Regions from separate parts of the Homo sapiens genome. Here region 1 is linked to region 2. A link is a loop called in an ENCODE intact Hi-C map of the cell type or tissue named here. Cell type or tissue: adrenal gland. All regions are shown on one strand. Each heading gives the region's core, and the rest is flanking DNA. Links, peaks and the distances in the headings are about the cores only.

Region 1 (15,728 bases), core at 121-8,120, 120 kb before region 2:
CACAAATACTAATTGTCCATTTACTCCACTGGAAGTGCCCTAAGGTACCTTGGGATGCCTCAGTGAAGTGCCAAATGGAAGACATTCTCATTTTAAACAGGTGACCTTTTTATTAAGAGTTTTCTAAAGTCCTTGGGGCAAATGAAATCTTTTCTCATTATTAAAAAAAATGAAATATATCTAAATCATAACTCAAAAATCATAAAATAGAACATATGGAAAAGACTTTCCTCTGGATGCACGACACTGTTGGCTCCCTAAAGAACTACTTTTAGGGAACAAAAAACTGTTCAAGCCCAAGCATATAAGTTTAGGCCCCTTCGTGGGGAGAATGGCTTATAAGCGGGGAACGGGAAACGAGATGGAAAGATGTATGCGTTTGTAAGACCCACAGGGAAGAGACTTGTCTACAGCTAAAACAATGAGTTATTGTTGCCTTTTGTCAGGCTTTCGTGGGAATTTGTGTTTGTATATTTTAGATGGACTTGGCTGCAAACTTAAATTGGAGAAATTTAGTGGTATATAGTTAGTATGGATAGCTAAACTTTTTAAATAGCATTATTTTGAAAAAAAAGCAATAAACACAATATGTATAATATAACCCACTGACTTTCTTGAAATATGATTCTATATTTAATAGGAAAAGGAAACAGCAGCCTATTAAAAATGTATCAGAACAATAACTTTTTATTAGTCCTACTAACATCTGAACTTTTATGTTCCTACCTACAAGTCCCCCATCATCATTTTTTTTGGTAAGATTCACATTTTCCCAGGAGGAAAATTTAGTCCCAGCACATCTTACAAATGAAGTTTCTTATTTTCACAACATTGAACCATTTATTGGCATATTCTAACACATTTAGTGTATATTCTTCCTAAACAATTCTGTGAAGAAACTAAATTACTCAGTAGCTTACCCCATTCCCCCTACACACGAGAAAAGAAACTACCCAAAACCAGTAATTCACAATAAGACCCAGCAGCTAATTGCGTGAACTTTTGAATATGTTTAACGTGTTGAATTAAAGTTCTTTGTGAGCATTAATTCATTAATTGGGCTCAAAATTCAAAATCACACCAAGTGTCGGTCACATAGGGAACTCTGGTCTCAGGGTTTGAATGACAGTGTTGTTGATTAGTTCAAGCTCTTGCCTTTCTCTAAACTTTCTTGTGTTCACTTTCAGGAATTCTATGAGCATGCCAAGGCTCTGTGGGAGGATGAAGGAGTGCGTGCCTGCTACGAACGCTCCAACGAGTACCAGCTGATTGACTGTGCCCAGTAGTAAGTAACCGCCACCCAACCCATCAGCACATAAAACAGACAAAAACAAGAAAACATGAAAACCTGTGATCCTGCTTTGAAAGTTACTTGTTGATGATTCCTTTCTTAGAAGCCAACCAGTTACCCCACTGGCAGAAAGTTCTAATCTGATTCAATTGTTTATTTATAAAGTCCTTAATTGCATTTTTTTTCTTTTAGTGCAGCGACATTATTTTACATAAACATTTAAAGCCTGTTAGAGCAAAATGATGATGAGTTTCATAGTATTCCTAATTAGTAGGAAGTAATTAATTGAATTGACCCTAAGCATTTAGGGAAATAGGGCTGTGCTCACATTTTGAATAATGTAAAAATACTATATTTTATTGCTGTAATTTTAAAACATAACAAAGAGGAATGGTGAAGACATAGCTACGCCTCCTCTCTCCTTGGTAGTTGTTGATTGATCTATTTCTGCTCTCAGGTAAGCGACTCTAGTAGCTGCCTAGTGTTACTAGATCCTAGTGACTCTAGGTAGAGTTTGTTTTTGTGTTGTCTTGACTTTTGAACTCTATTTCATATCCTTATTTATTCCTTCTCACCGGGTCTTGATTCAAGGATGGTAAGTGGTCAATGGATTTTAAATCCTAAACTGTACACCTAAGCAGTACAATACCGTGGTGGGGTTATTTTCAAATAAAACAAATTACTACCTGCGAGGAGGACAGGTTAAGGCCTGCAGTAGCAATGGGAAAAGCATCTTTCTCCAAAGTCACTCATAAAGGTGGGCTCACCTGGTTGGTGTGTTGGCAAATGAAGAAGGGGGAACTTAAAACACAGACTTTATTGCACAACTCTACCTGATGCCCAGGCTGCTTCCCTTGCTGCCTAACACCTGACTTACCATTGCCTCAGGGATCGCCCTCTGTCCCTGTCACCCACCATGGTCTCTCCCAGAGGACATCGTACCCGATAGCTAGAAAGTTGCCTTTGAAATAGTTTATGGCTTCCCTCATCTTGCACATGATATAGCAAGCATGTGGTGGTCAGGGTTATTTAAAAAATATGTAAACATTATTATTATTTTTTTGAAACGGAGTCTCACTCTGTCACCCAGGCTGGAGTGCAGTGGTGCGACCTTGGCTCACTGCAACCTCTGCCTCCTGGGTTCAAGTGATTCTCCTGCCTCAGCCTCCCGAGTAGCTGGGACTACAGGTGCCTGCCGCCACAACCAGCTAATTTTTGTATTTTTAGTAGAGATGGGGTTTCACCATATTGGCCAGGCTGGTCTCGAACTCCTGACCTTGTGATCCACCTGCCTCGGCCTCCCAAAGTGCTGGGATTACAGGCATGAGCCACCGTGCCCAGCCAAAAATGTAAAGATATCTTCTGTTTGTTGATGCTGCAGAAATGCACAAAGCAGTCTCAGTTAATGATATTCTGAAGTAGGAGTGTCCTGTGACTTGGGGCAGGGGAGTCTAGTAGAGGTTTGATGTTTTAGCCATCCTTATTACAAGTAGCTGAAACTCGGAACTGATTTTGCTATAGGAAGTATTAGCTAATCAGAACCAAGGTGCCAGGCTGACTCACCAAGGGCTAAGATTGCTTTACTTAGTAGCCTCAAGCCCAAGGAACTGATTGTGAAAACCACCTGAATAAACAGGAGGGAGGAAGAGGTAATACTGTTCATCTATAAATCATATAAGCCTCTGTTAGGGTCTGCGCAATCTATCAACCCCAGCCCTGCCTTCCCATAGGAAATTCCTTTATTTTCAATTGCCACATACATAGATATTCCACGGTTTAATATACAAGCAAATGTGTATATTTTTTCAAGGAACAGAAAAAAACAGTCCATCTTGGCTGGTCCCTATGGCCCCCAGCCCCCACTCCTTCTTCAACAAAGTCCCTGATTTTCTCAAAAGTTCGAACCAAAAGCTGGAAGCGCTAATTATAGTAACGCAAAACAAATGGAAATCCTGGAATTGTTTGCATTTTGTATTTTGGATCCAAGTCAGAAGTTAAGTACAGGTACAAGATTAAGAGAGTTTAACCACCCCAGTTTTGAATGCTGGGGGGGCAGGGAGACCCAGTTTCGTTAATTAACAGTAGCTTAGCCAGATTGTTGAATTTTGTCGGGTTTCGTTTTCTCTCTCAAATCATTTAGAAGTTTTTGGGGTTTTTTTAAGCAACACTTAATTACTCCTGAAACTTTGTCTGAAAACGCACCATTTGTATAGATCATGAAAAGTTTTAAGGAAACTCAGAGAAAAAGAGAACAACGCAGCTTAAAACTTTTAAAATGTCCTCCCTCACCCGTGGCTCAAACAGCCCTGCATCTGCCGTGGCCGGCACGTTTCTGGTTGAACTGCCTTTATGTTAAAGTTCAGATACTGGTAGTGTGCCCATTTCTTAAGCTGTCTATTTTTATTTGTTGAGCTGGGGTTTGGCTGGCTCCACTCCAGATGTCTCTCTCACAAGATTTGGTGCTGATGATCTATTTATAGAACTGTGGTTCTGTTGCCATGGTAACATGCTGGAGGCCAGGGCGGCTGGGGAGCTATTTCTGGACTGGTGCTGTAATGTAAGATTGATTGGGCAAGTTAGTATATCCTCTAAGCCAGACTAACTCTGAACTAGTAAAAAGGAAGAGGGGAACAGAAAACTTAGGCAGTTTCTTTAAATAAACTTTTCTCTCTTTATGATTTTCTTTTCTCGTTAGCCCGCTTTAAAACAATTCCAATCTCTACATGCCCCTCCCTCCAAAAAATAACTGGTTTTAACATTAATTTTCCATATTAATTACCCCAATCTTTCAAAAGTAAATTTTCCTGTGTGTCTAGTCAAGCAACACAAACAAGATGCTTTTTTTAATGAAAAGCGTAATATCTGGAGTGTTCTATTTCATGGACCAAACAGAACGGAAGAGAACTTTGTGTTTGTTTCCTGTTCAGGATGGCTAGGGCGAGAAGGGCCCCTTTGTGCCAACCTCTTTTGTTCTCTTTAATCAATGAGATTCTTAAAAAGTAAAAAGGAAGGGATACAGATTCTCAGTAACTAAAACAATCTCGTGTGCCCTTGAGGGGAAAGTCCTTGATGTTTTTAAGAATGTCACTTTATTGTTTTTTAACTGAATGATATAGAGGTATACAATTTTCAAACTGTTTGCCATTTTAATCAAGCAATTTGAAAATTAAAATGTTTTTGTCAGGCATTACCAAATGGCACAGAATGTGATAGGCCAGCCTGGTTTTGGGGTCCTTTCTCTACTGGTTGATATGCATAAAACCTTCTAAAAATCAAGAATATTGCCAGAGAGCAACAGGAATAAAGAAGCTAAGTAAAGAATAAAAAAGAAAAATAGAAAAAATAAAAATAAACACGAAGAACAAAGCCCCACCACCGTGCTGTGCTGTTTGTGTGGCCCCACTGCGTCGAGGCCACAGGCTAGCTGCTAGACGCATCTAGAGTTCCCTGATTCCTAAAATTATTTATCTTAAATCCTGTTTGCCCTAACCTTCTTAAGGCATCAGCTTTGAGTTACAAATGTAACCAACACACAAGCAAATGTGCCATTGACTTAGTGCTGCATAACTGTGGGACGGTCACTTCCGTTGAGCCTGACCTTGTAGAGAGACACAAATAGTTGGCAAATTGATGTGAGCGCTGTGAACACCCCACGTGTCTTTCTTTTTCTCCCAGCTTCCTGGACAAGATCGACGTGATCAAGCAGGCTGACTATGTGCCGAGCGATCAGGTGTGCAAAACCCCTCCCCACCAGAGGACTCTGAGCCCTCTTTCCAAACTACTCCAGACCTTTGCTTTAGATTGGCAATTATTACTGTTTCGGTTGGCTTTGGTGAGATCCATTGACCTCAATTTTGTTTCAGGACCTGCTTCGCTGCCGTGTCCTGACTTCTGGAATCTTTGAGACCAAGTTCCAGGTGGACAAAGTCAACTTCCAGTAAGCCAACTGTTACCTTTTTATATAACAGAGATCATGGTTTCTTGACATTCACCCCAGTCCCTCTGGAATAACCAGCTGTCCTCCTCCCCACCAGCATGTTTGACGTGGGTGGCCAGCGCGATGAACGCCGCAAGTGGATCCAGTGCTTCAACGGTAGGATGCTGTGGGCTTGGCTGTTCGTAAAGAACGCTTTGCTTCTGTGTTGTTAGGGATCAGGGTCGCTGCTCACGCTCTTGGCTTTGCTCTCTTTGGTTAAGATGTGACTGCCATCATCTTCGTGGTGGCCAGCAGCAGCTACAACATGGTCATCCGGGAGGACAACCAGACCAACCGCCTGCAGGAGGCTCTGAACCTCTTCAAGAGCATCTGGAACAACAGGTTTGTGGAGTGACCGCCCACCCCCTGCGCTTGCCCAGGAGGCCCTGGTCTGCACTGTTTATAGAGAAGAACCCCGTGCAAGCATTCCAGACCCCTGGCCGAAAGCGCGCTTCTCCCAAGCATTCACACGGCCTCCCTTCTTGTAGATGGCTGCGCACCATCTCTGTGATCCTGTTCCTCAACAAGCAAGATCTGCTCGCTGAGAAAGTCCTTGCTGGGAAATCGAAGATTGAGGACTACTTTCCAGAATTTGCTCGCTACACTACTCCTGAGGATGGTGTGTATGGCTTCCACTCTTGCTGGCTGTTCATTGCGGTGGTTCTTTTTCAAACGGTCAGGCTGAAAACCCCCATCCCCCTCCCACCACCAAACCATAAAGGATCTATAAGAGAAGCAAGAAAAACGCACTCCCACTAATTCTCATATGGAAAAATCAGGGTTTTGAAGACTTCAGGAGCTACAGAGATGCTAGCACCCCAGCTCTGCTTGAATTTTAAATTACATTAATATGTATTCCCTTTTTATATAGCTACTCCCGAGCCCGGAGAGGACCCACGCGTGACCCGGGCCAAGTACTTCATTCGAGATGAGTTTCTGGTGAGTCGAGCCTGTCTTTAGTTTCCTCTCTTGTTCCTCCTCTTTTTCTCATGGATGTAAATTTACTTAATTCCAAATTCAGGGGTTCAGCTACCCAGTTCCATGGTTTTAGTTCACGCACATCCAGTGTGGATTTGAGCTCTTTGCGCCCCTCTTTTTGCTTTTGTTTTCATATGACATCAGAGGCTGGCTGACAGCCGTCCCTGGTAGGTGTCCCCATCAGGGATAGGGTGGTTCCTGGCGAGGGTGTCACTGACAAGTCCCCTTGTTTGTGCCCGCAGAGGATCAGCACTGCCAGTGGAGATGGGCGTCACTACTGCTACCCTCATTTCACCTGCGCTGTGGACACTGAGAACATCCGCCGTGTGTTCAACGACTGCCGTGACATCATTCAGCGCATGCACCTTCGTCAGTACGAGCTGCTCTAAGAAGGGAACCCCCAAATTTAATTAAAGCCTTAAGCACAATTAATTAAAAGTGAAACGTAATTGTACAAGCAGTTAATCACCCACCATAGGGCATGATTAACAAAGCAACCTTTCCCTTCCCCCGAGTGATTTTGCGAAACCCCCTTTTCCCTTCAGCTTGCTTAGATGTTCCAAATTTAGAAAGCTTAAGGCGGCCTACAGAAAAAGGAAAAAAGGCCACAAAAGTTCCCTCTCACTTTCAGTAAAAATAAATAAAACAGCAGCAGCAAACAAATAAAATGAAATAAAAGAAACAAATGAAATAAATATTGTGTTGTGCAGCATTAAAAAAAATCAAAATAAAAATTAAATGTGAGCAAAGAATGATGGGACTCCCGTGAGTTATTTGTGGTTCTGAGCAAATTCCCGTCATTCATGGTTTTGACTTGGTCCTTAGGTCAAAAGTTGGGAGGCCCCAAGGTGAAGTGGGTATAAAATCTCACCACTGTATGTTTTCTGGTGACCCTAATCTGTAGGTGTCTTGAAACAATTTGCAGACAATAGGAAAAGTCCACTCCTGTTCCTCCTAAATTTCACCCCATAGTGAACCACTATGCCCCAGTCAGTCACCTCTGCATTTTGATCATTGCCATCCTATCCAAAGATTCTACCAACAACTCACACCGTTACGTCATCACACAGTTTGCCTGCTGACCCAGGCTTCCCAAGAAAAGTAGTGTATGTTTTGCTATAAGATAAGATAGGGACTAAATTATGTGGAGGAGAAATAGAGGAGCACAGTGTTTCCAATCAATGGGGTTATTCAAGAAATGGTGTAGCCATTTGGGGAAAATTGAGGCTGGATCCCTACCTCATTGCACACACCAAAATGAATTTGACATAAGTTGATCACATACATCTAAATAAAAGAGGTACTTTTTAAAGTGGCTATTTTATAATTAAAACCTTGGGTTTTTAAAGGGCCTCTCTGCAGCATAACCTAAGACCTAAAGGCCATAACGGGGTTGGGGATGACTATAAAAACGAAAATCACACGTAAAATTTGAATGGGGGAAGGGCCTGGGTCAGGTAGAAATTTAACAAAGGGTTTACTTCCCTAATAAGCAAAGAGTTCTTATGAATTAATAAGCAAAACCATCAGAAAAATGGGCACAGTATATAAGCATGCAACTTAAATACAAATAATAAGCCTCTGGGGATATGTGGGACATCACTCATAAATATTCACCATAATTGGGAGTGGGGATGGGGGTCCACACTCACGGGTTGAAGTGTGGCTTATTTCTGAGGTCCTGTGGGTTCCCTAGACTTTCACCCCTACGCTTATCCCCCAAGGTGTAGTCTCATATGTGGTCACTTCCTGGGTGGCTTCCAGGAAGGGTGGGAGGAAGTGATCAGCATCAACGATGGTGCCCTCTGAAGCTGGCCAAATGGGACTTCAAGTTCATTCTGTAATCCAGGTCCCAAATCCACTTCCTATTCTAGTTTCCAGATCAAATTACTCTCACCCAAATTAATCATATAGTGTAGCTCACCAGAGGTGAGCGATGAGCCCCACGGGGGTGCAGAAAAGTAGCAAATACCTGCATCTCCATCCAACTTTCACGTAACATTCAGTCCACATGTTCTTGCTATGCAATTTTTAGTACAAAGCCCTCAAAAGCCCCCCAAATATAAAATCCAAGTAAAAATCGGGGCTTGCTATGCAAATACAGCTGAAAGACTAGCCCACAAGTTCCCATAATCCTCCAAAGCACCCCAAATAAACACACATAAAACCTGGACAGTGGCTATCAAGTGCAACCACAAGACCAGCGTGCCACACAAACATTCATCCAGGTAAAGGCTGTGCTCAGTGAAAATCAAGGTTGAACTCCAGCCCCTAGCTCCTCTTCCAAGATGGCTCCCTGTATGTCCCTTTTACATAGAAATTCTGGAACCTTCTTAGCATAATCCACATGAGATTGTCACAGCTCTAGCCACATATCCATCAAAATTAGAAAACACAAAATTCCCAGGCCAGAGATGCCAAGGAAAATGATACCACAGAACCCCACCTTGTTGGTCATAACTGACAGAGACTTCATGGTATCTTCTAGAAGAAGGGTCACAAAAGTCACAGTTATCAGGTATCTACTAGTGCTAGCCATTACCCAATGGGATAGGTTCAGCTGCTATTTTGACAATGAGTAAAAGAGGCCCAGAGAGACCCCAAGAGACGTCTCCAGTGAGCAGGGAAGATGCGCTTCAAACTCAAGTAGCCAAAGGCCACTGCTTGGTCCCTACAAGATACTGTTGTCCTGGAAGATGCAGGAGAAAAGAGAAAAAGGTCTCCTGGTGTTCTTCCCATTATGTCAGTTATCAGGAGTCCATGACCTGTGACCCCCATCGAAAATCCTGCAGGTCACCATGGGATTCCACAGCCAGGTGGGTGAGTGGGGCCTCTTCCCACAGACCGTGGCACTGGCCATACTCCTGCCTCCCTACCAGGTCAGGGCTTTGTCCCCACCAGTCACCCCGTTGCGTTTGAGACTTGCTTCCCTATGTTAGGCTTCATTGCTGCTATTTAAAACATTTTTGTTTCCCTTTTCCCTCTGACCCTGGTGCCAAGCAAAACTTCTACAGAGCTATTTTCAAATCTAAATTTTAGGATATTCAAAAAACAAAAAATTATAAAGACTTTCATTTAAATCTTTGATTACAAGAAGCCATTTTAAAAAAAAAGATTTTTTTAATCTGAATGCCTGTAATCCCAGCACTTTGGGAGGCCGAGGTGGGCGGATCACGAGGTCAGGAGATGGAGACCATCCTGGCCAACAGGGTGAAACCCCCTCTCTACTAAAAATACAAAAAATTAGCCGGGTGTGGTGGCGGGCACCTGTAGTCCCAGCTACTCAGGAGGCTGAGGCAGGAGAATGGCGTGAACCCGGGAGGCAGAGTTTGCAGTGAGCTGAGATCGCGCCACTGCACTCCAGCCTGGGCAACAGAGCAAGAGTCCATCTCAAAAAAAAAAAAAAAAAATTTAATCTGACGTTTAAATCTCTATTAAAGTGCAAAGCAACCTATTTTTCTAAAGGTAGCGATTTGCACCACACTTTGTAGAGATGTGTAAACCAAATATTATAAATGACTATTCATTGACCTTTTGGATTGAACATGATAATAATAAACCATTAGGGCCCTTCACAGTATGAGAAGGGTCTAGAATTGGACAGAATTTTTATTTACCTCCACTTTTACTTAAATGTGCACAAAATTATGCCTCCCAAAATGGCCACATCTGCATAGCCCTTCTATGTAGACCATGGCATCCTCTTATTATAGTACTTTCTTGGATGGCTTTGGTCATCTTTTCACTCAATAAATACATAGAGACTATGGGATCCATGCCAGCCAGTGGGAATCCTGATCTCATGGGGTTCATGTTCTAGCGAGAGAGACACACACTTACTAAATAAATAATAAAAAGAATTACAGATGGTGACAAAATCTCTGAAGCAATAAGCAGGATGCAGGCAGTGGGGAATGGGAGATATTTGAGGAGGGATTTCACTTTAGATGGAACAGCTAGGGAGGGCCTCTCTGATGTAGTACATTTTCTTCTGAGAATGTGAAGGATGAGAAGCAGCCAGCCATCAAGTACTAATAGCTAACATCATTATTTAAAATTGTTATTAAAACATAATTAATGGCCAGGTGCGGTGGCTCACACCTGTAATCCCAGCACTTTGGGAGTCCGAGGCGGGCAGATCACCTGAGGTCAGGAGTTCGAGACCATCCTGGCCAACATGGTAAAACCCTGTCTTTACTAAAAATACAAAAAATTAGTCAGGCGTGGTGGCAGGTGCCTGTAGTCCCAGCTACTCAGGAGGCTGAGGCAAGGAGAATCGGGAGGCAAGGAGAATCTGCCTCTGGGAGGCAGAGGTTGCAGTGAGCTGAGATCGTGCCACTGCACTCCAGCCTGGTGACAGAGCGAGACTCTGTCTCAATAATAATAATAATAATAATAATAAACATTTTTGGAGGACTTTACTATGTGCCAGGTACTGTTCTACACTCTGTATATGGATGATCTCATTTAATCCTTTCAAAGCCCTATTAAAAACCATCCCATCATTTGTACAACAGGTCCTATCCCATTGTGCAGTAGTTAGCTCAAACATGAAAAAGGTAAATCATATCTAAAGCATTGTGAATAATTTAAGCAAATTATGCTTTTTAATAAAGGTTACACTAAAAAGGTCATTGCAATAAGCACTTAATTTAAGTAATTGTTACACAGGTTCCTATTTCAGAGCTGGAGGACTTTGCATCTCTAGGATAATTTTCCCACATTAAAAAATGCATGCATATGCTACGAACACCAAGTCTTCTCATTTTGCCTATTTTATTTACCGTATCAGTTAAGAATGCATTCAGCTGCAAGTAACAGAATCCTGACCCAGAGTGGCACGGACAAACAGAAGTTTATATCCACTTATCAAGAATTCTAGAGGTAGGTGGTTCCTGTTATTTCAGCAGCTCATCAATGGCAGGACTAATGTGTCCACAATTCTCTTGGCTTCTCTCTCATGGTTGCAAGACAGTATCACAGAACAGCTGAAGGCAGAAGAGGAAGGGAGAGACAACCCAAACTAATCTCTTTTGTCCTCTTTTTGTCAGTGTTTCATAGAGGCCTCTTCATTCATGCTTCACCATGTGAAATACACATAGATACCCAGCTATATATGCGTACTTCGAAAAGTAAAAGTAACAGATAGAAAAGTATCCCTCCCTCCTTCTCTCCTTCCTCCCCTCCCCTCCCTCCCTCCCTCCCTTCCTTTCCTTCCTTCCTTCTTCTGTCTTTTTAGACAGAGTCTCACTCTGTTGCCCAGGCTGAAGTGCAGTGGCGTGATCTTAGTATGCTGCAACCTCTACTTCCCAGGTTTAAGCAATTCTTCTGCCTCAGCCTCCAGAGTAGCTGGGACGACAGATGCCCACTGCCACGCGCAGCTAATTTTTTGTATTTTTAGTAGAGATGGGGTTTCACCACGTTGGCCAGGCTGGTCTCAAACTCCTGACCTCAAGTGATCCACCCACCTCAGCCTCCCAAAGGACTGCGATTACAGGCATGAGCCACTGAACCTGGCTGTATCTTTTCAATAACACTATTATGCATACACACATAGATAGGGATTTTATTTTTTATTTTTATTTTTATTTTTGAGATGGAGTTTCGCTCTTGTTGCCCAGGCTGGAGTGCAATGGCACAATCTTCAGTCACTGGAACCTCCGCCTCCTGGGTTCAAGCAATTCTTCTGCCTCAGCCTCCCAAGGAGCTGGAATTACAGGCATGCGCCACCACGCCCAGCTAATTTTGTATCTTTAGTAGAGTTGAGGTTTCACTATATTGGTCAGGCTGGTCTCAAACTCCTGACCCCAGGTGATCCACCCACCTCGGCCTCCCAAAGTGCTGGGATTCCAGGCGTGAGCCACTGCGCCCGGTTGAGAGGGATTTATAATTTCCTGTTGTATGCACCTTGACGGAACATCTGAAAAAAACATATCCAATGCCTGTAGTTTTAAGGCTTAGGGAAGATATTAGGGGGAATAAAACCCTTTCAAGTCATAAGAGAACAATTTGCATAATTCTACGTAAATAAGTTAGAAAGCCTAGATGAAATAGAAAATCATCCAAAAAAATACTTCTTACCAAAATTGACCCCAGCAGAGACATCATAAATCTAAGCTGACCAGTTACCATAGAAAAACACAAAGCACAGTGAGAGGCCTCCATGACAAAAAGGCTCCAGACTCTCGCTGGGATGGGAAGCTAATGACAAGAAGGAAACATGAGGGAAACTTCTGGGGTGCTAGCAAGTTTCTATTCTTGATCTAAATGCTGGTTAAACAAATATATCCCATTTGAGAAAATTCATTTGACTGTACACTTAGGATTTGGAACTTTTTAGTACATGTATTATATATATATATTTTTTTTTTTAATGAGGAAAAGGAAAAAGGCACCAGGCCCAGGTGGTTTCACAGGGGAATTATATTAAACCTTTAAAAGTCAAATAATCCCTGTGCTACTTATATTATTCCAGACCATAACATAATAAAAGGAAAACCTCAAAATTATTTTTATAAAGTATACCACTGATTCCAAAACATGCCAAAGATTGCACCCAAAAATAAAATTACAGATTAATTTCACTTATGAATATCAATATAAATATTTTAAAATATAAGCAAACATAATTCCATATTACATTAAAAATAATACATCATGCCTGGTAAGATTTATTCTAGGAATTCAAGGTTTGTTCAATATGAACAAATACAGTAATATATGCCAAAATTTAATACTGATTCATATTTTAGAAATCCAACAAAATAGTAATGAATGGATGCTTTTCTAATATAAAGACTCTCTCTATATATACCACATATCTATATATACTTAGTACAGTATATATCATGTATATAAATAAAATCTCCAAAAGTCAACATTTTAATTAATGAGGAGCTTCTAAAAGCTTTTCCACTAATGTCAGGAATAAGAAACAAGAAACACAAGGATGCCTCACATCATCACTCTCTTTATCATTGTATGAGATGAATAAGCCAATTCAATTAGGCAAAAGAAAGCAATGAGAGACCTAGAATTGGAAGGGGAGAAGCAAAACTATCTTTTTGACAGGTGCAGTGGCTCATACCTGTAATCCCAGCACTTTGGGAGGCCGAGGCGGGTGGATCACGAGGTCAGGAGATCAAGACCATCCTGGCTAACACAGTGAAACCCCGTCTCTACTAAAAACACAAAAAAATTAGCCGGGCGTGCTAGCGGGCGCCTGTAGTCCCGTGAACCCCGGAGGCGGAGCTTGCAGTGAGCTGAGATCGCGCCACTGCACTCCAGCCTAGGCGCCAAAGTGAGACTCCGTCCCAAAAAAAAAAAAAAAAAAAAAAATTAAAAAATTAGCCAGATGTGGTGGCACATGCCTGCAGTTCCAGCTACCTGGGAGGCTGAGGTGGCCAGACAACTTGAGCCCAGGAAGCCGAGGCTTCAGTGAGCCATGTTCATGCCACTGTACTCCAGCCTCAGTGACAGAGTGAGACCCTGTTGCAAAAAAAAATAAAAATAACAGGTGATTATTATTATAACTCTCCCCTCCAAAAATCCACGGAAAAATCATTACTAAAAAGTGAAAGGATTTAGTAAAGTACAAAGTACAGATTTATAAGATTAACATGTAAAAATCAATACCAGCCTAGGCACAGTGTGCATGCCTATAGTCCTAGCTACTTGGGAGGCTGAGGCAAGAGGATCATTTGAGCCTAGAAGTTCGAGGCTGCAGTGAGGTATGATTGTGCCACTGTACTCCAGCCTATGCAACAACAACGAGACCCCATCTCTAAAATAATAATAATATTTTAAAAAATCAATAGCAGGCTGGCCACAGGGGCTTATGACTGTAATCCCAGCACTTTGGGAGGCTAAGGTGGGAAGATTGCCTGAGCCAAGGAATTGGAGACCAGCCTGGGCAACATGGCAAGACCCCGTCTCTTAAAAAGAAAAAAATTTTTTTAATCAATAGCATGTGAAAGGTAAAACAAGAAAGCTTTAAGAAGAAAATACAGGCTGGGTGTGGTGGCTCACACCTGTAATCCCAGCACTTTGGGAGGCCGAGGCGGGCAGATCATGAGGTCAGGAATTCGAGACCAGCCTGACCACCATGGTAAAACCCTATCTCTACTAAAAATACAAAAATTAGCTGGATGTGGTGGCATGTGCCTGTAATCCCAGCTACTCAGGAGCCTGAGGTAGGAGAATCCCTTAAACCTGGGAGGCAGAGGTTGCAGTGAGCCAAGATAGTGCCACTGCACTCCATCCAGCCTGGGAGACAGAGCGAGACTCCATTTCAAAAAAAAAAAAAAAAGAAGAAGAAGAAGAAGAAAATACAAGAGACTACTGCTTGCGTACGGTCCCCATGTTACATTTGGCTGATTCATCTCCTAAATCCCGTGTCATCTGTGGGTTACCTCTTCTCTTTTTCTCGCCCCTTATACGATTCCAACTCAGAAACTGAGTTGTTTGTCCTCTAGAGTTTTCCATATTCCAGATTTTGCTGATTGCATCCCCATATTATAAACCTTCTGATTTGAACAAACCAACTATTTTTTAAAAAGTATGAAATCATCAGATAAATTTAAACAATGGCTGGATATTTGACAATACTAAGAAAACTAGTGTTAACGTTTTTGTGTGGATAGGAGCATCATGATTTTCATGAATTCTTATCTTTCAGATATACCTACTGAAACAAAATAATATGATGTTCCAAAATCATACAGTGGGGTGAAGGCAGGAGTTGGAGCCATGCTGGAAATTGTTTTGCTACAGGCTCTCCTGTGGTAAGTGGGTGACCGTGGGGAGCCTTGATGTTAGTGTTTGCCAATTCCCATGGTGTAAATCCCCCACTGTGATTGATTTCAAACTCCCAGCAGTATGCCATTGGATATGGAGTTGGGAAGAGATGGGCACAGTCAGCTCCAGCACACCACTGATAGGAGGGTGGAGGTGAAACAAGATTGGCCATGAGGTGATGCTTGTTAAAACAGGGTGATCAGTACATGGGGGTCCATTGCACTATTCTAATTTTCTATGTGTTGGCTATTTTAAGCAAAAGTTTACAAACAAGGGGCCAGGCGCAGTGGCTTATACCTGTAATCCCAGTAATTTAGAAGGCAAAGGTGGTAGGATCCCTTGAAGCCAGGAGTTTGAGGCTGCAGTGAGCTACTCCACTGTACTCCAGCCTGGGCAACAGAGCAAGACCCTGTCTCTAAAATAAAATAAAGTAAAACAAATTAAGAAAAAGAGAAAGAAAAATCTTACATTTCCAGATTAACGTTTTTAAAACTTCCAATGTTAATGATGACACTAGGACAGGCACAGTGGCTCATGCCTGTAATCCTAGCACTTTGGGAGACCAAGGCGGGTGGATCACTTGAGTCCAGAAGTTCGAGATCAGCCTGGATAACATGGCAAAACCCCGTCTTTCTACAAAAAAAAAAAAAAAAAAAAAAAATTAGCTGGGCGTGGTGGCATGCATCT
Region 2 (16,358 bases), core at 7,172-15,171:
TCTCCCGGTTGCCACTGGCTTTCCAGGAGGGCAGTGGCTGAGAGCTGATTTCTGTTTGTAAGATCCCTCTGGTGACTGTGGGAAGGATGCTGTGAGTGGAGTCAGCTGTGGGACAGGAAGGGCCCTGGAGGGGAGAGCCACAGGTGATGGATGAGGAATGCTGTTTGAGAGAAGGGGAGAGTAGATGCATCAGGACATCCACCTGGGAGCAGGACTTGCAGGATGCAGTTACAGAGTGAGGAGCAGGGGACGTGAGCACCCCGGGCTCCTGGAGCCTGCCTCTTGGCCCCTTGAATTGTACCCCTGGATGTAGGTGTCTGAGGACCTGCAATCCGTTTCTGGTTCTGCCACATTATCCTGAGACTTGAACATGTCAATTCCTCTCTGAGCCTTAGTTTCTTCTTGAAGGTGGTGGTGTCATGCAGGCTAAACGAGGGAGCATGTGGGAGACGGTGGCGGCGGCAGAGAAACTGGTAAAGACCGGCAGAGCGGGAGGCTAGTGCTGCTTTCACCCTCTAAGTCCCTGGAGGGCAGGGCCCATATTTTCTACTTTTCTGAGGTCCCTCAAAACTAATATATCCGAGATTTCTTGGACAAACACTGGGCTTGAAGAAGTACATATTTTTGTTCAATTTCAGCTCCAGGTGCTGACCCATTTTATGCTTATCTGTTCATGCCACAGAACATCGCTTATCACTAGCTGCAACTTCGGGAGACAGGAAAGATGCAAGTGAGAAGGTTCATGTGTCCATCTCTTAGATCTTCGCGCAGTTCAGGGGAAGTGGTGGTGGTGGTAGGTGTGTGTGTGCGCGCGTGTGTGTGTTATCTCCTGTAAATCAGAGTTGCCACAGCCTGCATGCTGCTCACCAGTGCACCTGGAGAGACAGCAAGATGTTTCCACCCTCTGGGCTTGGAGGCTGGACAGGTGTGAGGAGCAGCCAGAGTCTGCCTGGTACAGGAACCATGAGCATCTCAGCTGTGGGGGAAGAAGGTTAACACTCCTGGCTCAGCGAAAACCAGCAATGTCCTCCTAGTCTCTCTCCTCTTGTAGTTAGTTACTCATCCTCCTAGAACTTTCTTTTCCAGTAAGAGAACACACACCGAGCAGGGTACAAGAAAGTGGAGCTCAGCTCCTCTGGCGGGCTGCCTACACCCGCTGAGTCACCCATAATGGCCCCTCAGATGTCATTTTCTTGCTAAGACATTTGGAAAAATTTCCTGGTTCTAAATCACACGCAAACAGTATAATTCAACAATCTTCTCTGAGTTATTCAGGGAACTTCAACGCACTCAGAAGTGGAAGATCGGGGCGGATGAAATCAATGAATTCTCTGAGTGCTCTGTTTTTCTCTGAATTCTATTTCATTTGCCAAATGGAGGGTGGGGGCAGCTCCATCTGACCCCTGGGGGATAACTCCTGGGGGAAGTCTGGAAGCAGCCGATTCGGGGTTTCTGGGTGACACTGGTTTTTCTTATCTTCCCGGTTCTATTTCTGTAATAGACGCAAGTGTCATGCAGGAAAAGGCTTGCTGCTGCGGAGCCTTCTGTGGATGGCTGTGACAGGCCACTGGAGGAGAGGGTTTCAGGCTCAGGGCTGGGCTGGTCCTGGTTGGGAATCTCAGTGTTGTGGGCCATAGCGTCCTCACCACACTTGCTAGGAGGAAGCTCCTGCCCTCTGGGGCAATGCTTGCTGATCTCCTCACCTAAATGCAGGCACTGCTAACCTGCCTTGGTCACAGCCCTTTGTTGGGGGGGCAGAAAACAACTTTGTCACTCATCACAGTGGCCACTGTGAATCGCTTGCTGCAGCTCAGGACGGGGGCCGTCACCTTCAGCCTGGCAAAACAGACCTTGGGGTCGTGCCGGCATCTCCAGGGGCAGTGTTCGCCTATGTCCTGCACAGGGCCCGCTTCTACCAGTCCGAGGGCAAGGCAGACTGTATTCCCCACCTCACTGCTGGCACTAAGGTGGCAATCAGAGGAGAGCTGTTTCCTCTGGGGAGCAGGTACCTTCAGAAACAAGGACAAGAGAGCTGAGACGGGACGCACGGCTTTCCAGACCTGCTGCCTTTCCTGCCACTCTGTTCTGCCCAGACATTTTAAATTGAGACAGGCCCCGATGTCCACGGCCATGTCAAGTCTGCCACACAGTAGGTGCTCCGTCTGTAGGTGTGGAATGCATCTCCCCCTCCCACCCTGCGAAGCCCACTTGAAAAATACCACCGGCAGCCACACGTTAGGGGTCAGCCCTGGCAGGCCCAGTCCTCACACCGACTTGTGACGTGGGGACTTTTATTTCATTTTTCACGTGAAAAAGTTCAGGTCTAGGGCGGAGATGGGCCCCTGGGTGGCGGAGCTGCCACTCCGTCCCTCACCCTCTCACAGCCCAGCGTCCAAAGCTCAGCACTCGCCTGGCCTGAATTAACATGGCCGGCGATACAAGAATCAAAGCAAACAGGGCTTCTCTCTTTTTCCTCCTTTTTGCCAACTGCCCCATTAACAGAAAAACCTTTTAAGCGCCCACCTGGAAACCTGGCTTTTTCCCCTCCCTAAGCAAACTAAGATGGCCAAGAGGAATGTGCTGCAGTGCGGAGGGTGGGCGGAGGACCCCAGCAGCCTGGATCCTGCTCACATGGCAAACAGTGAACCCAGGCAGACCAGAAATGCCCCTTGGGCCCAGCCCCGTGGTCCCTGCAGCAAGGCGGTTTGTGGCCAACAGGGGCTCCTTTCAGGAGCTGGGCCACAGAAGGCCACGGCTGCCCACCGGTCACACCTTCCCGTAATAGCTCACTGCGGTTATTCCATCTATAGTCTGTCCCCAACATCCAGGTTTCTTGGAACAGTTTATATCTCCAGCCTAGACCACCTCTTATGGAATGGAGGAAAAAGGTGACCCCACCTGGAGAAGGACACACTCGTGAATAAATACATCACTGGCTTTAAGAACACAGCCCGCTCTGAGCATCACTGCTCAAACCTGCCCAGCTGTCAGTGTGCCCTTAACAAACATTTACTGAGGCCCTGCCATGGATCAGGCACTTTGGGGACTCAAAGATGAAACGACACAGGCAGCTCCCAGGCTGGCGGGAGATAAGGCATGTGTATAAGTAATTAGCAAACAGGACTGTGTGTGGGCACTGCAGGTTGAAGTGCTCTGGTCCCCAGGAGAGGAAGTGTCTCTGATGAGGGACCTGCCTGTGGGAAGATCATGGAGCTGTCTTTGATCTTCGGAGAAGTCTGGTAGGCAGGGGCCCCTGGGTGGGGAGGGAGGCTCGGGAGAGCTGGTGGGGACAGAGACAAGGGGAAAAGAGGCCAAGGCACGCCAGGAGAAAGGCTGGAAGTGAGGCAAGATGGGCTAATGTCTATGGAAACAGAATGGTCTATTCTTAATTTTAAAATGGTCTGTTTTAATTTCTGAAAAATATTGCTGGGGACCTATGAATAGGTCTGTTTTAATTTAAACAGATCATTAATAAAATGGTCTGTTTTAATTTCTGAAAAATACTGCTGAGGACCTGTGAATATCCTCCTCTTGAATTTGCACATTCTTCTCTTTACCTTTGGGCAGGGAGGAGGGGTGACTGGACCGGAAGCATCTGTGAGTCATGTGACATTCAGGTTTGAGCACAAAAAAGTTCCAAACTTAGAGAAATGTTACAAGGGTATTAATCTTGTGCTAACTTTGAAAAGAACCAGCAATTGTTACCACTTTGCCCCTTTGCTGAACTGCCCTCTCTCCGTTTATCACGTTATGTGGTTGTGGAACTGTTTCCCAGTAAGCTGCCAGCATCAAAACGACCTTGAAGCACAGTGCTTCATAATATGGGATCTCCTGGAAACAAGGACTTCCACTTAGAACCACCCTGCCATGATCAAAGTCAAGAAATGGAACACTGATACAATACTATTTTCCAGTGTACACAATCCTTATTTGAATTTTGACAATGATCCTCATACCATCCTCTATAGCAGCCCTCTTCCCTGGTCCTGGATCCAGCCCAGGATCATGGGGTGCACTGTCAGTACTCAAGGGCAGCCTGGGATCTACACACTAGACAGAGGTGAGAAGCAGTCCCAGTCCAGGCACTCTTAGGACACAGTGCTTTCTTCTTCCCCACCTCTGGGTTTCTCTTCTGGTTTATAGCTCAGGCCCTTTGGCTGTGTGTTTGAGCTCCTTTGGGAGTAAGCAGAAGCGATTTCCCCCAGACACTCCATCGTTAGGAACTTTCCTGATTGTGTTCCTGACCTCACATCCTGGGCCCCACCAGGCCTGTAGAAGGAACACAAGGTTTAGGAGTCAAGCCTGGGCTTGGGGCACAGGAAGCACAGGCCCCTCATGGACCAGGCTGGGCTCCAATGCTTCAACCAAGGTCACGGGTCTGGCGAGAGGCAGGGGAGGGAAGGACCTCCAGGGCTTCTCGCTCTGAGTTCAGTAGTCTTGCCTGTCCTGAGTCCCTGTCCTGAGAGATGGTGTCCTTGAGCTGCTCCAGAGCTAGGAGTGCTCTCTTCCTAAGTAAGCCAGAGTTCCAAGAGTGCAGGATCTGGCCACATCTACCTCCTTCATTCCCTTGTCTGCAGCGCCCAAGGTGAGCCCAGCCTATGACAGGTCCCCGTCCATAGCTGTTCAAAGAATGGGGGCAACCTCAGGGTGCCCGGCAGACGTTAAAGAGAGGCCTCAAGAGGTGGTTGCTCACCGGATGGTGGTTGTCCACATCCTCGGGGCTTCAGGAGTGAGGCCTTGCCCTGTACCTGCCCACCTGCACCTCGACAGCTCAACAGGCACAAGGCAGCGTCCACTGGCTCTCCCCTTCCGAGCCAGGGCTCTCACGCCTTCTCAGGGAGTCCCTTCCCCATCTTCCTTGGAAGCTTCCACCTTCTGTCCTCCAGGCGGTGGGGAACTGCCACCCTCCTGGGCAAGGATATGGAGCTGGTGTTTGGCCTGGATGCCCTTGCCTGGTTGGAGGTAATAAAGCCTAGGGCTGGCTTTCGACGATGATAGAAACTTGGTGGCAGGGGAGGTACTGAGGACCAGGAGACAGAACAGCTGCTTTCAAGCTGCTGAGTACCCAGCCTGCTGCCACTCCTGTACACCGCATGAGGGAATGCTTTTTTTTTTTTTTCTGACAGAGTCTTGTTTTGTCGCCCAGGCTGGAGTGCAGTGGCATGATCTCGGCTCACTACAACCTCCGCCTCTCAGGTTCAAGCGATTCTCCTGCCGCAGTCTCCCGAGTAGCTGAGACTACATGTGTGTGCCACCACACCTGACTAATATTTGTATTTTTAGTAAGAGATGGGGTTTCGCCATGTTGGCCAGGCTAGTCTTGAACTCCTGACTTCTGGTGATCTGCCCACCTTGGCCTCTCAAAGTGCTGGGATTACAGGAGTGAGCCACCACACCCGGCTCTAAGGGAATACAATTGGGAGTCCGTTTTGCTCTTGGAGAATTCAGGGTCTGGTAAAGGGACCCTATGGCAAACATTAAGACCCCAGACACCATGAGCTGAGATGGGACGACAGAGCAGGGGCTGGGAAGGGTGCTGGGGCACAGCCCAGCCCTGGCATGGATAGGGCAGGGGTCCAAGAGACCTGCAGGACACTGCAGAGTAACTTGCATACAGGGCGAGAGAGGGCATGTGGGGGAGGGCGGGCAGACAGTGCCTGATGCAGGCCATCCCGGGACCTGGGACCTGCGAGGCCCAGTTGTGGAGCCTCCTGCTGTGGCGGGGCACGGGGCTTCTGGGGACCAAAGTCTGGAAAAGGGGCCGGGAAGATGGACAGGGAAAGCCCTTGGAGGTGGTCTGGTTACCTGGGTGAGCTAGGAGCCACAGTCATCATACCACGGTCACTAGGGCCAGCATGGTCACCTAGAAGCCTGCAAACAGTGCCAGCCTCCAGGCCCTGTGCCCCGAGGTGGCCTTTAATCTTGCACTCACTCTCTAGGAAATGATGGGGCAGTATTCTGTGTTGAGGGAGGAAAAACACTCCCTTCCAAAAGCATGACAGGCAGAAAGCAGAGAAGGGCCAGGACTGGCTGAGGGCGGGGAGCTGGGCCTCTGGGGTGGACACACCCTTGGTCACATTGTGAGGGTAGCTTGGTTGGCCAGTCCCACCACTGCAGTGACCACAGTTGTGTTGGGCTCACACCAGTGAACCGAAGCTCTGGATTCTGAGAGTCTGAGGATTCCGTGAAGATCTCAGACTTGGGCTCAGAGCAAGGATGCGTGAAATTGTCCATATTCAGATTGGCCAGTGTGGCAACCAGATCGGAGCCAAGGTAAGTAATGTCTGGTTACTAATCCTAGCTTTACCACAGTCCATAGAGGCGGACAACCAAAAAAATACCCTAAGTTAGCAGGGAAGACAATAAGTCTAGCAGATTTAATGTACTTGCTAAATATCAGACAATGCCTTTGGGCTTTAATTCTTAAAAAAAAATTTCACATGGGAAAAGAAGGAAACAATCTTTAACTAAAGAGCTACAACACACATTAAGTGCTTAGAGTGTTAATTTAATTAATGTTAATTTTATCCATAGATACATATGTACAATACATGCCGACCATTATATTACATAATACGTTTATCATCTTTTTCTTTGCCCACTCTGTTGCCCAGGCTGGAGTAGAGTGGCAGAATCATGGCTCACTATAGCCTCAACCTCCTGGGCTCAAGCTATTCTCCTGCCTCAGCCTCCTGAGTAGCTGGGATTACAGGCATGCACCACTATGCCTGGCTAATTTTTAAATTTTTTTTTGAGAGACAGGGATCTCACTTTGTTGCTCAGGCTGGTCTTGAACTCATGGGCTCAAGTGATCCTTCTGCCTCAGGCTTCCAAAGTGGTGAGATGACAGGTGTAGGCCACCGTGCCTGGCACTTTTATCATCTTTTATTTTTTTGAGATGGAGTGTCACTCTTGTTGCCCACGCTGGAGTGCAATGGCGCAATCTTGGCTCACTGCAACCTCCACCTCCTGGGTTCAAGTGATTCTCCTGCCTCAGCCTCCCCAGTAGCTGGGATTACAGGCATGCGCCACCACGTCTGGCTAATTTTGTATTTTTAGTAGAGATGGGGTTTCACCATGTTGGTCAGGCTGGTCTCGAACTCCTGACCTCAGGTGATGTGCCCGCCTGGGCCTCCCGAAGTGCTGGGATTATAGGCGTGAGCCACTGTACCTGGCCCACTTTTATCTTAACAATGAACTTTTCATATCTAAAAACAGTAATTTGTCTCAAAACAGCTTTTTGAAGTTTTTTGAGAAACTTTCTGTACCCTGTCACTATGGTGTCTTTCCCCTCCCCTCTCATGTTTATTGTAACGCTTAAAAAAAATCAATTACTGTTTTATTAGTATGCAATTGAAAATTTAAGAAATTTAATTGAAAATAAAAGTTTTTTGTGTACAGTAACATAATTAATTAAAATACACTGTCTGGAATATAAATGAGTTTTTCTTTCCCTTGCCCCCCTGCTTAAAAATTTCCCCCAAGTACGTAACTTAATTGGCCAACCCCAAGAACACAGATGCCCGAACCCACAATCTCCAATCTTGATTTTAAGATGACCAATTGCACCGTGCAAAATTTATCGTGTTCTCTTTGCTGCTGTGAAATTACTTTTACTAATATGAGATGCATTAAAAGTGAGGTTTTGAAACACCTACATTCATCATCCATCAATGACACTTGGGTTGTTTCTGCCTTTTGGCTACTGTGAGTAATGCTGCCAGGAAACAACTAAGGCTTTTAAATGCAGGCGTTTTAAACCGGGGGCAAGGAACATTACTGCTTGAAAAGAAGTCACCATTCCTCCATGCCTCAGGGGTAAGACATTCATAACTCACACACAGAGAAGTGGGAGGCAGGAGCCCTGCTGCTCTGAAGCTGGAAGATAATACGGAAAGGGGCCCTCAAGAGAAAGTGTTAGGTTTAGATAGGGTTTTAGCTCTCACTCTGGAATCGTATGGTCTAGCGTTGAGAGTCCTGGCTGACTCATCATTTAGAGATATAAGAACTTTAAGACACATTTAATTTGGGGTATCTTAGAACTTGAATTTATTTATTCTTCCACTCCCTGAACAGTGCTGGCAGTTTACCATGAACTGCCTTGTTATTAAGACCATGGCCAGAGCAGCACTGTCATTTAGAAGATATGGCTGGGGTTTTTAACATACCCTTGGGGATTTTAATATATGTGAATACATTTTCATTGCATTTTAATATGTGCCTTTCAGGGTGATCAAAAGGAGTCTTCCCAGTAACTGTTTCCATATTAAGAGCTTGGCACATATCTATATTAATAAGTACTGTGTATGTGACTGGAAGTGCAGTATGTTTCAAATAGTTACCAGAGGACAACTATGTGTAATTGTGAGTTGTATGTATACCTGACAATCAAAAATGCACATTACTGGCCGGGCACAGTGGCTCACGCCTGTGATCCTAGCACTTTGGGAGGCCGAGGCAGGTGCATCACCTGAGGTCAGGAGTTTGAGACCAGCCTGGCTAACATGGCAAAACCCTGTCTCTACTAAAAATGCAAAAATTAGCTGGGCATGGTGGTGGACGCCTGTAATCCCAGCTACTTGAGAGGCTGAGGCAGGAGAATTGCTTGAACCCAGGAGGTGGAAGTTGCAGTGAGCCAAGATTGTGCTACGGCACTCCAGCCTAGGTGACAAGAGTGAAACTCTGTCTCAAAATAAATAAATAAACAAACAAACAAACAAACATAAAAAAATAAAAAAAAGAAAGAAAGGCCGGGTGCTGTGGCTCATGCCTGTAATTCCAGTACTTTGGAAGGCCAAGGAGGGTGGATCACAAGGTCAAGAGATAGAGACCATCCTGGCCAACATGGTGAAACCCCGTGTCTACTAAAAATATAAAAATTAGTTGGGCGTGGTGGTGCGTGCCTGTAGTCCCAGCTACTCAGGAGGCTGAGGCAGGAGAATCGCTTGAACCCAGGAGGCGGAGGTTGCAGTGAGCCGAGATCACGCCACTGCACAGATAAGACTCCATCAAAAAAAAAAAAAAAAAAGGCGCTAATTACTTAAAATCATGCACAGAGGTCCAAGTTATGGGCTGTTTGGAAAAGTTCATGAAAAGAAATCCCCAAAGTGAAATGAGTTATTACTGTGAAATCAGATAAGAATTCAGTTTATTTTCCTTTAATGGAATCTACACTTTACTAGCTTGGAGCATTATAAGGAGAAATTAGAGCTATATTGACATTAAATTCTAAAACAACAGCTTTAATGTATATAATGGCATGAATTTAATAGGAGGAAAATCCAATTTAGTACTTTGTGTTTGACATTTTATTTAAGGAGTTCAGGTGGGGAGAAAATGCAATCTTCATATTACTTCACATTGCTTAGTAGAGGCAAAAAGCGAATGATGCCATGGTTATTTATGAAAAGGCCCTAAAAGAATGTCTTGGGGAGGGTCAGGCAACCAGAGGGAAACAGGCTTGGGAATGCTAACTTTCTCTGTGGTTAACACAGCCTTTTTCGGGGTCCGTTTACTCTGACCTTCCTCCTGCTTTCAGTTCTGGGAGATGATTGGTGAGGAACACGGGATCGACTTGGCTGGGAGCGACCGCGGGGCCTCGGCCTTGCAGCTGGAGAGAATCAGCGTGTACTACAACGAAGCCTACGGTAGGACTGGCGGGGCTCTGGGAGCAGTGGTCCCGCAACTGGGAACACAAGCAGAGGAAGGGCAGAGGCCCAGGAGATGGAAATGTCAAAGCAGTGATGTCTATGCTCAGGGAGGCGACAGGCAGGGCAGCAGGATCCTAGAGTGGTGGGTCCCCAAGCCCTGGTCAAGACGCAGGAATGGGGAAGGAGCTGCTGGATATGGCACACACCTTAACACAAGCAGGTTAAGTACTCACTTTCCTTTGTGGTTTCACAAATGAAACCAGGATCATTTCCAATATGAAGGAAGAGAATCTCTGTCACTGGCAATATCACAGAGCAGACTGATGGAGATTGTTTCTGGGTATTCTATAGATTTGTGGGATTGTTGTTGGGGTAAAAAATATGATGTTAGATACTCAAATCTCGACCTACCAAGGGCCCCTTTCTAGAATATCCATGATTTTTTTTGGACCAGTATCACAAAGTTCTATTTTGATAAAACATTAACTTTTAGAAAAACAAGTAGGCTGACTTTTTCCTATTTTTCTACACAGGTAGGAAATATGTGCCCCGAGCAGTCTTGGTGGACCTAGAACCTGGGACGATGGACAGCATTCGATCTAGCAAATTAGGAGCTCTCTTTCAACCCGACAGTTTTGTCCATGGTATGTTTTTCCAGAAGGTTCCACCAGGAGGAGGGGGGGATGCTTTACTGGTGCCCTTCTCTTTTCACCTTTCTTCCCCTGCTGGTTTCTCTTTTTGGCCACAGGTAACTCTGGGGCTGGCAACAACTGGGCCAAAGGCCACTACACGGAGGGAGCCGAGCTGATCGAGAATGTCCTAGAGGTGGTGAGGCACGAGAGTGAGAGCTGTGACTGCCTGCAGGGCTTCCAGATCGTCCACTCCCTGGGCGGGGGCACAGGCTCCGGGATGGGCACTCTGCTCATGAACAAGATTAGAGAGGAGTACCCGGACCGGATCATGAATTCCTTCAGCGTCATGCCTTCTCCCAAGGTGTCGGACACTGTGGTGGAGCCCTACAACGCGGTTCTGTCTATCCACCAGCTGATTGAGAATGCAGATGCCTGTTTCTGCATTGACAATGAGGCCCTCTATGACATCTGCTTCCGTACCCTGAAGCTGACGACACCCACCTATGGGGATCTCAACCACCTAGTGTCCTTGACCATGAGCGGCATAACCACCTCCCTCCGGTTCCCGGGTCAGCTCAACGCAGACCTGCGCAAGCTGGCGGTGAACATGGTCCCCTTCCCCCGCCTGCACTTCTTTATGCCCGGCTTTGCCCCACTCACGGCCCAGGGCAGCCAGCAGTACCGAGCCCTCTCCGTGGCCGAGCTCACCCAGCAGATGTTCGATGCCCGCAATACCATGGCTGCCTGTGACCTCCGCCGTGGCCGCTACCTCACAGTGGCCTGCATTTTCCGGGGCAAGATGTCCACCAAGGAAGTGGACCAGCAACTGCTCTCCGTGCAGACCAGGAACAGCAGCTGCTTTGTGGAGTGGATTCCCAACAACGTCAAGGTGGCTGTCTGCGACATCCCGCCCCGGGGGCTGAGCATGGCCGCCACCTTCATTGGCAACAACACGGCCATCCAAGAGATCTTTAATAGGGTCTCTGAGCATTTCTCAGCCATGTTCAAAAGGAAAGCTTTTGTGCACTGGTACACCAGCGAAGGGATGGACATAAACGAATTTGGGGAAGCTGAAAATAACATCCATGATTTGGTATCCGAGTACCAACAATTTCAAGATGCCAAAGCAGTTCTAGAGGAAGATGAAGAGGTCACGGAGGAGGCAGAAATGGAGCCAGAAGATAAGGGACATTAACTGTGAGAGAAGCTGTGCCGCGGAGTCGCTTACAGAACAGTTTCTCATTAGATGAGTGTTTCTCCTGCAGCACTCCAAAACCCACTCTGCACTGCAGCACAGTGAATGATATGCACTCACCATTAGCTTCGACACAGGGACTGAGGGAGACAGGTGGGGAGCAGCTGACAGGCATTAGGGTCTTTGCTGACATCTACTAACCTTGAAGAGTTTGATGTTCAGTGCATACTTATTAACTTAAAAAAATAGCAAATTTATTGTAAAGTGCTCCCTTTGTTTCAAAGTGTTTGCCAGGCATCCAGACTACACGTGTGGATTTGCAGGGAGCCACTGGAGTTGGTGTTACATTTTTATACTTTAGCAGCACTGATAGGCACCCTGGAATCCTCACTTGGTATCCGAGGGCTACTAAGACTCTTTCCTTAGGTTCTTTCCTCTGAGCAAACACTGACTGGCATCCTGCTTTCCAGTGCCTGCCAGCCTCCAGAAGAGCCAGGTGCCTGACTAGTACATGGGGAGCTACAGAGCCAAGGTCAATGTGAGTCAACATCCACTAGAAATATCCATGTTGTGTAGACCTGTGCATACAACATGCTAACTGGAAAAGAGGAAAAAAGAAAAGCCACAGTCCTCTCCACAAAAATACCTGGTCCAAACAAGAAAAACAAAAAGACAAGCAAAACTAAAGAACTGCAGTCTTCTGATCTTTATTTCTGAAGAGCTAGCCTTTAACATATATGTTTATATAGTTTAAATTTCTTACTACTGTTAGATCCCAGGAATTCATTAATAATCATCCTTGGCTTTCCTTTTAAAGGCTATTTTGAAATGGTCTTTTCACTTTCATTCAGTCATCACCCCCCAAAATGCTCTGCAGCCTCTCTGCTCTTTGAGAAAGGGCACACCATGCGCTCGGCAACCATTCAAATGCAGGAATTAAGCAGCAATGGCTGCAGTGTCCTTCTCAGTTATGGAGGACATCGTCTCATTAGGGAACTTTTACAGTTCAAATTAATTTGCAGAAGTTGCCATAAATGTTTGCATAATGACATAGCTTTAAGCACTACATGATTTTAATCTGCTCACATTATAACAGGACCAAATACACAAGAGCGTAATCAAATCATCTGTAACTTCTTAATTACAGTTTACCTATTTCTGACATGCAGCACTGCCATCTCTTCCAGCACCATCAGGGTTTTAATGGCCCTCTAGAATTACCACTGAGATACACTATTTGATCCATGGATAACCGGTAATGGGAAAATGCTCCGACCCTCAATGCAGTAAATATTTACTTGCAGGCAACTGGGTTCTCATCTCTTGATTTGCTTTTGTAATCAGCAATAATAAAATAGCAGGTAGATGGATGACAGTTGCTCATTCTGAGAAACTTCACTCTTTTCACTTATGCATCACGAGGAAATAACTAAAATACATACCAAGAGAAAAATACCTTGCCATCGGATCATCAACAAGTCTTCTATTTACAAACTTCAAAAAACACAAAACAACATTCATGTTTTAAATGCTTTCTACTTGTGGTTCAAGAAGCACTAGATTTAGTAAGAAACTCTACCTATATACTTAGTTTGAAGTTAGTAACTTCCTGAGATGCTAAAGACTTACAGCCTGCGATTATACAAGGATTTACACATGCTTCCTCTGGTGCTTTACTTCCCAAACCTAAAAAAGCAATGAAATAGATGTAAGGAAGGAGGGATTTAAACCTTTTAAAAAACTTTTGCTGACTTATATTACTGTAAAGATTTGTTTGCTCAATAGTAATCATTAAACTACAAAGTAATTCAATTTTAAATGGCAAAATTGCTTTATTTCAGACTAAATAAATTCCTTTTCTTGAAGCCTAACCATCCAGACTGAGTAGTTAAAAATATTTAGAAATGCATCTCACCATCCTACTCTTTCGTATGGTAGAAATAGATGTAAAAACACAAAACAAACTAGAAACTTAAGAAATCTGTCCCTTTTGATTTTGAAGAGCTTATCCTTTAGCAGTACGGTTGCTCCAGCGACCTTGGTCTCTCAGAGCAGCAGCATCACCGAAATTTAGAGCTTATCCGATTCCTTCACTTTGCTCACAAGAACGATGTGAACTAAGAGATTAACTGACAGCTTCAAACATCATCCAACTAATTAGTGGGATACTCATTAAGTTGGTCTGACTGGGGTCACCTCATCACTGGGCACAGTCATCCTGCCAGCTACCCAGCACTGCTGGAGGCAGGAAGTTTATTATACTACTGGTTTAGGATTTTTTTTTAATCACGGAGAAAAGAGCCTCTAAGAATCTCTGCTGACAGTAAACTTGTCTTTTACTCAGTGACTTCACTCCTTTCCATATCACAAGCCCTGTCCCTAAGTCTCACCTCTAATTACCCCATCTGCCTCCTTAATAATATACCATCTCTATACCAATAATCTACCAATATACTACCAATCTACTATGCCATCTATATACCAGTAATACCCCATCTGCCTCAACATACCATATACCAATAATCTGCCAATATACTACCAATCTACCATACCATCTATATACCAGTAATACCCCATCTGCCTCCTTAACATACCATCTATATACCAATAATCTACCAATATACTAGCAATCTACTATGCCATCTATATACCAATAATACCCCATCTGCCTCCTTAATAAATGACTTATCTCTAATTACTTGACTGGAAATCATTTAGCCCCTTTGCCTATTAGTTACTTTATTCGTCCCATGTCAAAAAGGCCCGATAGCTTTTTGATTCATTTATTCCTGTTCCCTGTAATGGAGGATACTTCCTAGTACCTTAATCTTGGGGGCCACAGCACTGAACTGAGGTGCCCTAACTTGCCAACAGCAGGATGACAGCTCCGAGGCGGAGGACTCCAAGGGCTCCTAACCTGCTGTTTTCCAGAGGCACCCTCTTCCACTCAATTGGCTCTGCCTCCCTGCTCGCTCTGTGCTGAGAATTCAGTAAAACCTACAGGTCAAGTGTCGGGACAATAAGTCATTCCCAGAAGCCGAGAACAAAGATGTTCTTTTCGGCTTATCCTCGGCATTGCTGACAGTGGCCCTGATAAATCATTGTGAGCTTAAGTACCATGTGAGAACTGATCCTAGAATGGTGTTTCAAAATTTCCAGTTCAAATTTATTTCTCCAGTCTCCAAAAACAGTTAAAATCAGGCAGTTAACTTTGCAATGGTGTTTTACTTGCCCAAGCCCTTTCAAGTTTCAAAGAAAGATAAAAACATAACTTGCAACAATTTTTCATCCCTAAATAATGAATGAATGAATCACTATGGAAATACCACGAAACTGCTGTTGTGGTCACCGTGTCCCAGACTTGCAGTCAAAACTCCTAGGTTTTAATTTCAGTTTGGCCATCAACTCAATGAGCAAGTTATTCAATAGCTTTGCCTCATTTCCTATGAGAAATGCTACCAGAGTATAAAGATTCATTTACAAAACAATGTGAAAAACACTTTGTGCTTAAATTCTGTAACCGTTCTTATCTATAGGCTTTAAGTGCACAATACAAAACAAGTACAATTTAGTATTTCTTCTTCTAATCTACACTTTTAGTATTTAATAATTATTTCCATTTGTTACTGATAACCATGTCATTATTCTGACATGACAACAATTCAAAAATAAGGGACTACGAAGCCTCAATGACAGCAGATAATTTTGATCACCAATTAATGTCATGAAACAACTATTTTGAGACATTTTCAAAATGCTTTCTGTATCCCTTTGGTCACTAAATATTAAATCTGGCTTCCCCTGCTTTTAAGAAACCCTGGTTCACATGGCCATAATCATGCAGCTGTGCAGACAGTTCCTTTAAAGAAAATGAAAAAGTCTCACAAACTAAAATCAAGAGTAACAGTGAACCATATTTCAATTTATTGACATTGTCAATTTATGAACAAGACAGGATTTTTTTTTTTCCCATGGAATGAGATCCTTTTCAATCTGCCATAACATGTGCCCACACATCTTCACCTTGGAAATGTAGCATTTCAAGCTTTAGTCAGGGTCTAGGAGGAAAAAGAAAATGCAAGTTGCTGGCTAGTTCTCTGTGTTTTCTTAAAAACTCAACATGAATATAAGAAATAACTTCCTTATAGTGAACTGTATAACTGTGGCTATCATTCACATTGCCGTGGCTCAGATGTAAAAAGTGCTGGTTCAAGTACACAGGCTTAGTCAAGCAGGCATTTTCCTGCTGAGTAAAAGTAAACACTCTCCCAGAATAAAGAAACTACTTTGCCTTTAAAAGACACTAACATCTCCTTGTGCTAATGAGGTGGGGTCTGTAACCCTGAAGGGCATAACAGAGAGGGGCTAATGCTTTGTTTAAGGGGATCGGACACTACTTCCTGACCCCCAGGACTTTGCAAAATCTCAGCATTAGATGCAGTCTGGCAGCTCTGAGCCGAGTGAGGCTAAATGATTTTCTGTTAGCTTACTGTTAAAACAAAACAACCCAACATAAAACCAGGTCTCATTACTCAGAATTATGAGATTAGACAGAGAGCCCCTAGAAAAAGGGCTAAATTCAAAACACTGCATCTCCAGACTTGTAATAAAATATTTACTAATTCAAAATGAAAATGAAAAGTGCTTAGGGGAGACAGTTCCAATAAGTAAAATTGCTCATAACCATAAGCTGCCAAAGGATTAATATTTATCACATTTCTGTGCTATTATGGGTCTGAAGCTTTTTAAAAGCAAAACAAGAAAAATTAAATCTGAAAAACATCTCTCTGATAATTTGCCTTGCCTACTTTTGAAATAACAATGTCAAGAAAGTACTTTAGAGATCAAACCACTTTTATAATGTGGAACACAAAAGTCTAC

Evidence for each region. A loop is a pair of places that touch in the nucleus more often than their neighbours do. Peaks named below come from ENCODE experiments on the same cell type or tissue, not always from the same donor. Only the 100,000 strongest peaks of a DNase experiment are listed, where the experiment ranks them.
Region 1: it touches region 2 in a loop (2.5-fold over the local background); 58 of 110 quality-filtered maps call a loop at or near these places.

What each region holds. Positions count from the first base shown.
Region 1 is chr20:58,904,196-58,919,923 of GRCh38, forward strand. It overlaps GNAS (GNAS complex locus), which reads left to right. Exons shown (of 13, transcript NM_000516.7): 6 at 1,188-1,285; 7 at 4,967-5,021; 8 at 5,155-5,228; 9 at 5,326-5,384; 10 at 5,489-5,609; 11 at 5,756-5,886; 12 at 6,139-6,206; 13 at 6,488-6,997. The coding sequence ends at 6,634. Among named protein-coding and RNA genes, the nearest start is that of GNAS, 21 kb to the left of the region's middle. RefSeq lists an enhancer at 3,448-3,927. In adrenal gland, for the core only: no CTCF peak of the experiment used is centred there; a DNase peak (open chromatin) is centred at 3,696; H3K4me3 peaks cover 1,766 bases; H3K27ac peaks cover 2,513 bases.
Region 2 is chr20:59,013,307-59,029,664 of GRCh38, forward strand. It overlaps TUBB1 (tubulin beta 1 class VI), which reads left to right and starts at 6,123. Exons shown (of 4, transcript NM_030773.4): 1 at 6,123-6,273; 2 at 9,539-9,647; 3 at 10,184-10,294; 4 at 10,399-13,348. The coding sequence starts at 6,217. The coding sequence ends at 11,477. It overlaps ATP5F1E (ATP synthase F1 subunit epsilon), which reads right to left. Exons shown (of 3, transcript NM_006886.4): 3 at 12,169-15,535. SLMO2-ATP5E (SLMO2-ATP5E readthrough) reads right to left here. Exons shown (of 6, transcript NR_037930.1): 6 at 15,372-15,535. RefSeq lists an enhancer at 15,508-16,038. In adrenal gland, for the core only: no CTCF peak of the experiment used is centred there; no DNase peak of the experiment used is centred there.